2 separate regions of the Homo sapiens genome follow, and region 1 is linked to region 2. The links are chromatin contacts, found by Hi-C or POLR2A ChIA-PET in ENCODE. All regions are on one chromosome and are shown on one strand. Each heading gives the region's core, a stretch centred on a gene start or an enhancer-like site at or near the end of the contact. The rest is flanking DNA. Distances are from core to core; before and after follow the strand shown.

The links. A loop is a pair of places that touch in the nucleus more often than their neighbours do. ChIA-PET counts read pairs that join two places held with the same protein, here RNA polymerase II (POLR2A). Pooled maps may share reads with other maps.
Region 1: a map of IMR-90 shows a loop between it and region 2 (9-fold over the local background). The contact joins the enhancer-like site here to the promoter of ANKRD12 in region 2. A Hi-C loop is called at or near these places in 2 of 168 maps with a recorded cell type or tissue (IMR-90 and chondrocyte), 1 of 37 single-sample maps with no recorded cell type and 3 of 50 pooled maps. POLR2A ChIA-PET finds 5 or more read pairs at or near these places in 1 of 52 experiments (AG04450).

What each region holds. Positions count from the first base shown.
Region 1 is chr18:8,799,376-8,804,962 of GRCh38, forward strand. The region is part of intron 9 of MTCL1 (microtubule crosslinking factor 1); the gene reads left to right. Among named protein-coding and RNA genes, the nearest start is that of GACAT2, 95 kb to the left of the region's middle. RefSeq lists an enhancer at 803-2,002. Within about 2 kb of position 1,341, at least 15 of the 41 ENCODE cell types and tissues checked have a DNase peak (open chromatin) inside an H3K27ac peak, as active enhancers do; they include IMR-90, where a contact is called at or near this core.
Region 2 is chr18:9,133,543-9,138,351 of GRCh38, forward strand. It overlaps ANKRD12 (ankyrin repeat domain 12), which reads left to right and starts at 3,239. Exons shown (of 13, transcript NM_015208.5): 1 at 3,239-3,423. It overlaps NDUFV2-AS1 (NDUFV2 antisense RNA 1), which reads right to left and starts at 3,178. Exons shown (of 3, transcript NR_110772.1): 1 at 2,822-3,178. It overlaps NDUFV2 (NADH:ubiquinone oxidoreductase core subunit V2), which reads left to right. Exons shown (of 8, transcript NM_021074.5): 8 at 644-799. The coding sequence ends at 737. RefSeq lists silencers at 2,341-2,514, 2,517-2,606, 2,957-3,306, 3,517-3,916, 3,957-4,006 and enhancers at 2,797-2,846, 3,337-3,386.

The DNA.
Region 1 (5,587 bases), core at 91-2,590, 340 kb before region 2:
CAGCTGTTTCCTATGTACACCTGTCCCCACTTCATTCTCCCTGAATAACATGACTCAAGGAGGAGATGATACTTGCAAAGGAACTTTTATTCACAGCCATCAGAAAGTATGCCATTATGCCAGTGTCCATGGGGAGAATTTAGGTCATGGAATGAGTTTTCCAGCAATAATCTAGTTAGAAATGAAAATGCTACTTTGCAAATAATGCTTTACAATCTACTAATTTTACTTTTTGAAAAGAAATGTTGTCATTCAATCCCATAAAGCATCTGTGCTTACCTCCCATAATATTGCCACTGATGGCCACTGTTCCCACCTCGCCACAAACCTGCTGCGTCTAAGAAAACGTGTTTCCCACGCATTCACGCAGATGCTCTGGACAAGGAGAAAACCTCGCACATCTGGTTTTCTAAACAACAGTCATAGAAAATGTTACTGTCAGGGTGGAAAATAACGTGAAGTCACTCAGCTGGAACCTTACATTCAGCATATTTTATTGTCATTTCCCTTTGCCTCCTGCTTCTTCCAACACTAGTTTTTAGCGATTACCCACGAAAGTGGAGATGGACCCGTGAGCTTCCACTGCGGGCCATGTGTGATAGAAGCACGTGGCGGGGTGGGGTCCAGACACTCAGACCCAGGTCTGCCAAGTGGGCCAGTGTTCACAGTAGTGAGTAAGGAGCTCACTAACGCATGCACAACCCTCTGTCTGTCCAAGGACGGAAGATGGACGAGCTCTACTGTAACGACAGCTGGTTCTCTGGGAGGGAACATTCCCGGTTAGAGGATTTGCCTCTCTGTGACTGGCATGAGTATTAGCCAGGCAGCTGGGATGCAAGAGCCAGGGTACGTGTCTCACAGAGCTGCACAGAGCCGGGCCGTTCCCGAAACGCCGAGCACCTCGCAAGGCGATTAGTAGCATGGGAAACCTAGCCAAGCCGTTTTCCCAAGGACAAGTTCTCAGTCACAGTATTCCTCAGGCCTTGGTCTTTGCTTTGTGACATATGGAACGTTCTCACAATTGAACTCAAGTAGATGGCAACATTTATCACGTCCACAGAGGTTTAAAAAAAACTGCATATACCGATCAACCTTGGGATGGCTCATAACAAATCATCAGGTTGGCAAACATTTGGCTCCGCAGACATTCCCTGTTTCCCTGTCTTCAGCCACGTGAGCTCGCAGTCATGACCTGGGCGCTTTAGAGCCACAGTGAATGCTTTCAGTTTCCCCAGCCATCCTGAAGAGCAGAGGCTGCGCACACGCAAGAGGGAATCTTACAGTTTTCCTTGAGCTCCAAGACTCACGCCACTGCGTTAAGCATTTGAGGCCAGCATTCCTAAGGCTGTTTATGCATTTCATGCTGATTAGTAATTCCTGGAATCCAGCTACTTCACACAAGGTGATTAATGGTGTGGGAATGATGGCCCTGGGGTGCCAACAGCTTGTTTTCCCTACTTGGATTAACTGATTTGAAAAGAAGTTACTTTTTCATTCAGGGATGTGACCTAATTATCATTTAGTAAAACAACTAAGTAAAAAAAAAAAAAAGTGTGAAGAACTTAATATAAAATTCATAGCAAGAGCTGAAGGAATTGTGTTTCATATTTAAGTCTTCACCTGCTACAGGCCACTGAAGAGCCTCATCCAGTCCAGCCTCAGGACTGAGTAGACTCCACTTCCCTGGACCTCTGCTCCTTGTCGGGGCTTCTGTGCTGCGTTAGGGCCTTCGGGGGCTGCCTGAGAAGTCAGCCTTTCTCCTGCAGACAGAGAGCCCTTGGCTCCCTGGGCTTCCGGGGCTGTGGCTCTCCCAGGCCCCAGCAGTCTTCCTTTCTGGCCATGCAGGCTGCCCACCTTTGCTTGCCCAAGATGAAAAACTTCCAGAAAGAGCACCCTTGCCAGAGGAGGCCTCACATCAGAACTGTGATCTGCCTGACTTTTTTTTTTTTTTTAATTAGAAAGTTATCTTGAGCCTAGATGGTATTTACATTTCAATTTTGTACGTCATACCGTGATTCATTCTTCAGTTTATCCTGCAACTGGGAGGCCTCCCCTATAAGGCGTGCTACTCTTTCTGTAAGAGGAACCAGACCAGAGCTTAGGATCTGAAGCGTTTTATCTTTGCCGTGTACTTGTGGTGGCAGTTGTTCTGTCACTCTTTAAGTAGCCCCTGCGTGAGGTAAAAATTCACATGTGCAGATGGGTGCTTGATGAAAGGACTCTCCTTGCCCCATCCTACCTCCCAGAGTTAACCATGGCCTGCAGTTTGCCACAGGCCTTCCAAAGTGCGTAACTAAGCCTGGGACCTCACAAATAAGTCTCTTCCCTAATGGCCACCTGATTTTCATCAGACTTGCCCTGGTTTCCTAAGCCTTTGGGCTGATAACTGTGTTTACAGCTTGTTAAATATGTGCCTCATTTATTCTTTCCCGGATCCACATTCATTCTTGGGAAGCTCTCAGTGGCATTTGTGGAGACCACAGCCCAGAGCCCTCCTGGACAGGATCACCGGGCAGACTCTTGGCCAGAGGGCAGAGGACTTCTGTGTGTAAATGACTCTAATTCCCATGATATTAATAGATTATATTTTCAGGGTCTGTCTTGAGTGGCCCATTCTCTGTAGGGGATAATGGTTTTTAGAAAAGAACTTTTCTGGATGTAACAATGAAGGTTACATTGAGGAGAACGACAAATGGCTCATTTATAAAAATGCTGCTGGCTGTGTGAATGTATCAATTCTAGCTAATCTCACAGTAAAGAATTTGTCCAGGGACTCCTGCTGGTGGAGGAGTTGCCTGTGTTGAATGCTAAGTGAGGTCTCAAAAAGGAGCTGTGCGTGCCTTGTGGGGGTCTGGGCAGCTACCACATCATTCTGGAATTCTCCTGCCTCTGTCAAGGAGCCTGAATAAACGTGGATGCTATCACCTCTATTTTGTGACTGGCGTTTTGTGGGTTAACCCATAGCAGCAGGTCAATATGTCTGTTCCAGCTTTAGATTAATCCTATCTCCAAAGTTAGTGGCTGTGATGCAAGCAAAGTAGTCGGTGGTGGTTTAGCTCTTTTGTGGAGCTGTGATTTCACCTGCTGAAATCTTAGAAATCTTAGGCAAGAACAATTTTGAAAATTAGCCAGCATTGCATCACAGATACCTTGATACGTTACCTTATCTACAAACTTCCATTTCACTTTCTATTAGTAATACTTATAAATAGACTTGGATATTAGACTTGGATAGACAGACTTGGATAGCAGTCTGATGGACCAAAGACCAATTCTGAACCTGTTAAAAAGTTTGACATATTATAGCACATTGTAAGTCTCACTCAAGAGAGCTGAGCTAGGTGAGGCTGTAATGCCCTTAGGTGGAGGAGAGGGAAATAAGTGGAAGCTTTTTATCCTGCTGCTTTGCTAGAAAATCAGCCAGCTGATCTCTGAATGAAAAGCCAGATTTTTGAGTTGAAACTGACCTACACTCACCAGATGTACAAGCTAAAAGGTTGCACGGCTAGACCCCGGCACAAGAGGTTCAGAAAGCCTGTTGTCCAAGAAGACTTGCATCATAAAGACATCTCAATGGAACCGAGTCTTAATTTGATTCTTGACTTGATTTGGGTCATCTTTTTACCCAAAAGGTAACCCAGCAAGGGGTACCACCAGGGGAAGAAAATAAGAGCAGTTAACTTTTAGGTATTCTCTCAGGATGACTCACTATCATTAATTTCCCTTGATAGGGGAAATTGAATTAGCTTCATGGGGATTAGATGGCTTCTGCAAGGTAAAGTTTAAAAAAAAAAAAAAGAAGAAGAAAAAGAAAAAGGCTTGGCAGGGTATAATGTCAGAATTCGAATATTCCTGGCTCGGTTTGTTGGCTTTGGAACGCGACAACCTGGACTGCAGTCCAGGATCTCACTTCCTTGACAGTGGGACCTTGGCCCTCAGCCACTCCAAGCCATAGTTCCTCCTCTGTAAAATGGGGAACATAGTATATGCACTCAAAATTGATGTGACATATATATAAGGTCATGTTGGCAAATAATTTAGTACATCCCCTGGCCATAGGAAGCACCTATAATATTAGTAGTTATCATTACTATTTTTTTGCCTGTGTGCGAAAGTCATTAGGAAAATCATGCCTATCTACGGCCCATTCTGGGTCTTCAGAAATGTTGACACAGACATCCACTTTTGCCGTTGTGTGCTAATGGCAGGAGCTTGCCTGGCTTCCTGCTGTGCCACATGCTGCTCTTGAGGAATGATGATAACAGGTACCAATAGCATTGAGCTGGGCTCTCTTGCTCCCTTTGGCCACCTTCACCCCAAAGCAATTCTGGAGCTCATTCCGCAATGATTAATATTATCCTGGTTGAATAGAGCACTGTTTTGATTACTCTGATGCAAATATGCATAAATCATTAAGGCTTAAATTTTATTGAATTCAGTATCTGTTAAAGCCAAAAAGTACTTGCTTCCAGAGAAACCAAGTTTCCAATCTGCAAGAGGACTGTACAGTTCTGATTCTAATGTCATGTGGTGTATGGGCCAAGAACAGCATAGGCTGATACCATATGTAACTTGGCATTCATAGAAAACCATCGATTACATATAAGAATGTATCATATGGTTTTCTGCTTTCTCTTCAGTGAAAATTAAATGACTACTCCAAAATCTGGATCAAAATTATTATAATTATTTTCTGCTTGAAATACTCTTGACTCAAAAAGCAGTGATTTTTAATTTAAAATCTAAAGATGAAACTCCCAAACAAATCTACCACAAAATGTATGTGATTATTCAGCAAATTCTATATGAAGATGTATATTTCTGAAAAGATTGTTGTGACACCTCTTGTCACTCAACTGTACTTATATAATTTTTAGATTTTTTTTTTTTTTTTTTTGGAAACAAGGTCTTGCTCTGTCACCTAGACTGGAGGGCAGTGGTGTGATCTTAGCTCACTGTAACCTTGAACTCCTGGGTTCAAGCGATCCTCCCATCTCAGCCTCCTGAGTAGTTGGGACTACAGGCAAGAGCCACAACGCTAATTTTTAGGTACTTTTTGACGTGGAATTTTAAAAACTGTTCTGTGTTTGTTACAGCTTCACATATATGGTGAGCATGTCTTTGAGTATAGTGGTAATTTATTTCTATTCAGATGGTTGGTAAGAATGTATAAGACTCATAGATGGTTCCCTATCTGCCGAGTTCTTCAAATGTTAACTGACTTGTACTCTTAATGCCTTTTGTCCCAGAGTTATTAAAGTAAAAATTGTTCCCTGTGAGAAAAAGAGCAATAAATATGAACAAACTGGCCTTTCTACTCCATCAAAAGTCCATTGTAGCTGGGCACGGTGGCTCATGCCTACAATCCCATTTTCTGAGGCTGAGGCAGGTGGATCAGTTGAGGCCAGAGTTTGAGACCAGCCTGAGCAACATGATGAAACCTTGTTTCTACAAAAAATACAAAAATTAGCTGGGCATGGCGGCACACGCCTGTAGTCCCAGCTACTTGGGAGTGTGAGGTGGGAGGACTGCTTGAGCCCAGGAGGTTGAGGCTGCAGTGAGCCGTGATCCACTGCATTCTAGCCTG
Region 2 (4,809 bases), core at 1,989-4,488:
CTACTAATATAGTCTTTATAATACATAAATACAAACTGATTTTGACTTCGCTGCTTCTAAGGGACATTGTCCCAAATCATATTTCCTCAAGGAATCCAGTTTCTATTTCCAAATACAATGTATAAGTGTGTGTATTCCCTCTATTCACTGTGACTGTGGATCTTGATCTAAATAAAATTCAACTCTAAAAAGAAATACAGTGCTCTAGTTTATTAAAACATGGTTTTTAAAAATGTTCTCTGGGGTTGGGTATTTTTGCCGTAGTTCTTTGCTTTGATTCTTGGGTAGATGCTGAATCTCCCAAATTTGGTTTCTCTAACTGTAAAATAAAGCCAGTATCACTTGTCTTGTGGCATCGTAAGGATTCAATGAGCTAGTGTATGCATACTGCTCAGTAAATAGGAACTATTATTAGGGCTACTTTTGTATTTTTTATGTTTATGGTGAAGTCTGATGTTTTTCCATATTTAAATTTAGGAAGAGAAAATCTTGCATCAGTTGAAATGTTTGAATTAAATAATCTATGCTAGTTCTTAGGGTAAAAATAGTTACTTAACTGGGCTCTTGTGAGGTAACCATTACAATTTAAGTAAAAATTTACAAATGTTAATCATTAATAGTTTAATATTACTTTTCATTTCAGGAGTGGACGCTTCTCTTGTGAGCCAGCTGGAGGTCTTACCTCTTTGACTGAACCACCCAAGGGACCTGGATTTGGTGTACAAGCAGGCCTTTAATTTATATTGAACTGTAAATATGTCACTAGAGAAATAAAATATGGACTTCCAATCTACGTAAACTTATTTGTTTATTCTGCTCTGTGTACATCCTCATGCTAACCGTAGCAACTTGCAGCTCTAAGTATTATGTCATAATGACAGAGGACCATTTTAAAGTCTTCTATCTATGGCTGTGAAGACATCATTATATAATCTAGTTAACAGTTACTCTAGTGTCACCCATTTTCAATTTCCAGATCGCTTTTATCAAGATCAGGTTACTGTGAAGTAAAAATTTGGTTAAATTACAAATGTTTTGCTTTCCCATCTTTAGCCACAGCCAAGTTTTAAGTTAACATGATCTTTCTATAAACTTTGTCAGTGCTCCCTTTAAACATTATTTAAAACACATAATTGTTACTGTATTTCCAACTGGTAAGACCTCAAGCACACTGTAGGTTTAAGGAGGATATGGTAGTTGTCTCTAGAAGCCTTTTTTTTTTTTTTTTTTTTTTTGAGACGGAGTCTCGCTGTCTCCCAAGCTGGAGTGCAGTGGTGGGATCTCGGCTCACTGCAAGCATTACAGGCGTGAGCCACCACGCCCGGCTTAAGCATTACCATTTTTAAAAAAGAAAGGTCCAAAACACTTGACATTATCCTTAGCTATTCTGACACTGCAAGTATACAAAAAATAATTGGGTGAAGGGATTGGAAGTATGATTATGTACTCTGCAGTGGTATGGATATTACAACTTAGAAAAAAGGATAAACCCTTTTGTGTATTTAAGAAATTAGCTGTAGTACATTAGTTTTGCATTAGCCAGCTTTAATGCATGAATAATTTATATTAATCTAATCCTCGATTTCTCAAAGTCACCTGTACTTGAAACAGACTATTCACTAGTAATTATGCTTTTTTTTTTTGAGACAGGCTGTGTCCCCAGGCTGGAGTGCAGTGGTGTGATCTTGGTTCACTGCAATACCCTGGCCTCAGCCTCCTGAGCAGCTGGGAGCACAGGCAGGCGCCACCAGCCTGGTTAATTTTCATATATTTTTTTAGAGACAGGGTCTTACTATGTTGCCTGGCTGGTCTCAAACTCCTGGGCTCAAGCCATCTGCCCGCCTGAGCCTCCCAAATTGCTGGGATTACAGGCGTGAGCCACTGCGCTCGGCTATAACGATTATTTTTAAGTATGTCTTTAAGATTTTTTTTTTAATTGAGAGAAGGTAAACAACAGTTAATTTTCCAAGTGGCACAAAAAAGTAACAATGAAAATGTCCTACCCTGGAGCTCTCCTGACTTTCTCATAGGCGACTGTTTTTTTCTTTGTATTTCACATCATAAATAACCAAGTTAAATGTAACACTATTCCACCTCTAGCCATAAGGTGCTCTTTTTCTAGTCTTGTTGACCCTAAAGATTTGTAGGTGGGAGAAATCAGGAACCCAGGAAAGGAAAAACTCCTGATCTTTAATGCAGGTTTATGCTTTACATAGTAATTTGATGGGACCTCGCCGTCCCTGTCAGGTCTGAATGTCACTTCATCTGCTGTGATCACACCTGAACCCTCAGTTCATCAAGACGTTAAAGGACAGTGTAACATAAACTTGTAACTGCATGCACTAAGTCATAAACAGACGCTGTTGTTGCAGATTAACCTCTACGTAAATAACGCGCCCAGAAGGGAGTGAGTACACGCTGCTGCCACGCTGCGACGGTCAATTTTCCTCCGGCACCCTTCCTAGTACCTGAGCAGCTCCCTCTCAAATCCCCAACACTACGTGTGGGAGGGTGCACTGAATTCCTCTTTAAAAAGGCCACTGGAAGGCGTGGCTGGGAGGGGACGCGCTCTAGACCCCCTGGTGCCAGGGCAGGTGCACGCTACCGCGCTTTCGGGGCGGGGCCCAGGGCCCCACCTGAGGCGGGGGGCCGCGGGCTCTGGGCGTAGGTGCAGCTTCTCCGGCCTGGTGCGGGGCCAGACGGCCGCCGCCGGCTTAGCGGGGGAACTTCGCCTAGTCCTCGGGCTGCGGTCGCAGCGTCATTTTGCCTGAGTTGGATCACGCTCGTCCACCCACCCCGTGTAAAAATAACAGGTGAATACCCTATGTGGGGGTCCTCATCGCCGCCATTTCCAGAAGCTTCCAGTCACAGCCACTGCCACGGTCGCCACAAATGCTACTGCAGAGCCCGCTTGCCCAGCAGCGTCACCGGCGCCTGCCCTGCCTCTTCGCCCAGCCTTTGATTCCCCCTCCTTTGTCGGATAGTGTCTGCGGCGGGGAGGCGGTGACACTAGTCCGAGTGGGGCGTGGAGACCGACCAGCACGAAGGGCGGAGTTCCGGCCCGCACCCCTCCGCCGCCTGCCGCTTGGTACGTCCCGCTTCCCCGCCCTGCGGCTCGCGGAGCCTGGCTGAGCAGCAGGAGGGGCGGGCGCCGGGGGGCGGGGCGGTCACGCCGCCCGTCCCGTGCCCGCGGTAGTCACGTGTCCGCGGGTGTCACGTGCTCGCGTCGCAGCCAATCGCGGGGCGACGCTGTCCTGGGAGCGAGGAGGCTGTGGTGAGAGACGGACCGAGACCGGAGATGTTTTCAAGCCCGGCTCCGGCGGCTTTACAGGCGGCTGCAGCGGCGACGAAGACAACGACAGCGACGGCTACGCCGAAGCACTCGTTCCGGGGGTGAAGCCTCCTGCGCCGGCCTTGCCTCGGGTCCGTACGGGTGAGGGGGGCGTGGCGACAGGAAAGGAGGAAGGAGGGGCGCGGTTTCGAGCTTGTCCCCGGCGCCAGGGAGGAGATCCCCTCAGTTCTGCGCTGCTCCCGTTCCCCCTCCCCAGAGCAAGGTAGGGGACGCGCCCTGCCCGCCCCCCCCGGTCCCGACGCGCCGCCCGCCCAGCCTGGCCCGAGCCGTAGCTCGCCTGACAGTGACAGGCCGTTAGTGCCCCCCGGCGCGGGTCCGCCGGGGCCCCGCCCGCCGCCGCCCCTCCCGGCGTCGCGAGGAGCCGCGGCGCAGGTGGGAGCCGCCAACTGGGCGGGGGCGCTGCGCGGGGCGGGGCGGGGGCCGGGCGGAGGGCCGCGAGCTGGCCTCGTCGCGGGCGCCCCTCACCGCGGCTGGCGGGGCTGGGCTGCCGCCGCCTCCCGGAACATGGCGGGGCCGGAGGAGCGTGTGCGTGCGAGTGTGAGTGTGCGCGGCCGAGAGGGCGCCGCTGGCGTGCGGCGGTCGGACCCGCGGGGGCGGGGGCGCGCCCGGCCCGCCGCGCGTTCCCGCCGCCAGCCGCCGAGCGTGCGCCGACGCCGGGGAGTCTGCCGCGGCCGCTCGGGCCGGGAGCGTCGGAGGTACCCGGGTCCTGGGAGAGGTGGATGAAATCAAGAAGGGGAAATTGCTGCTTTAGTAGTGTCCGGGGAAAGAGCAGCCACTCTACAGTTCTGTCTTAAATGCCAGTGTAAAATAACCTTGCCGCATTGGACAGGCAGTTCCCGTCATCGTTTTTCAAGTACCCACTTGTGATGCTTCAAGACCCCTGGAGCACGTCAGGTTCTTAGATCTCGTTTTGAGGAGTGATGTGGAGTGACGCATCCTTACAGATCCCAAAGCGTTGAATAAACGGTTGTACAAAGAGGTATGCGAAGCTTAGCTGACAGCTGTTTTAGTAATAACAGTAAGACGCTGTCTGGGATAGGAAGTTACTGTTGCACTCGTTGAAACCTTAGGAAACATTTAAAGCAGTGTAGTCACCGGGATTGTAATTTCCACTGGACACCCGTGGTTAAACTGCGAACTAAGGTGAAGTGTGTTGCAGATCCAGTGCTGTGTATGTAATGGTTCGGAATTACCTCTAATCCTAAAGTTGAAATGAGCCTGCATCTGCAGTCATGTATTTCGTTTTCATTTTAGAATGGTTTATGTAAATTATAAAGAAAGGCTAGTGAAATAGCTATTTTATCGTAAATTAACTGTGTATTAAAAACATATGCACAGCCGGGCGCGGTGGCTCATGCCTATAATCCCAGCACTTTGGGAGGCCGACGTGGGTAGATCACCTGAGGTCAGGAGTTCGAGACCAGCCTGACCAATATAGTGAAACCCCCGTCTCTACT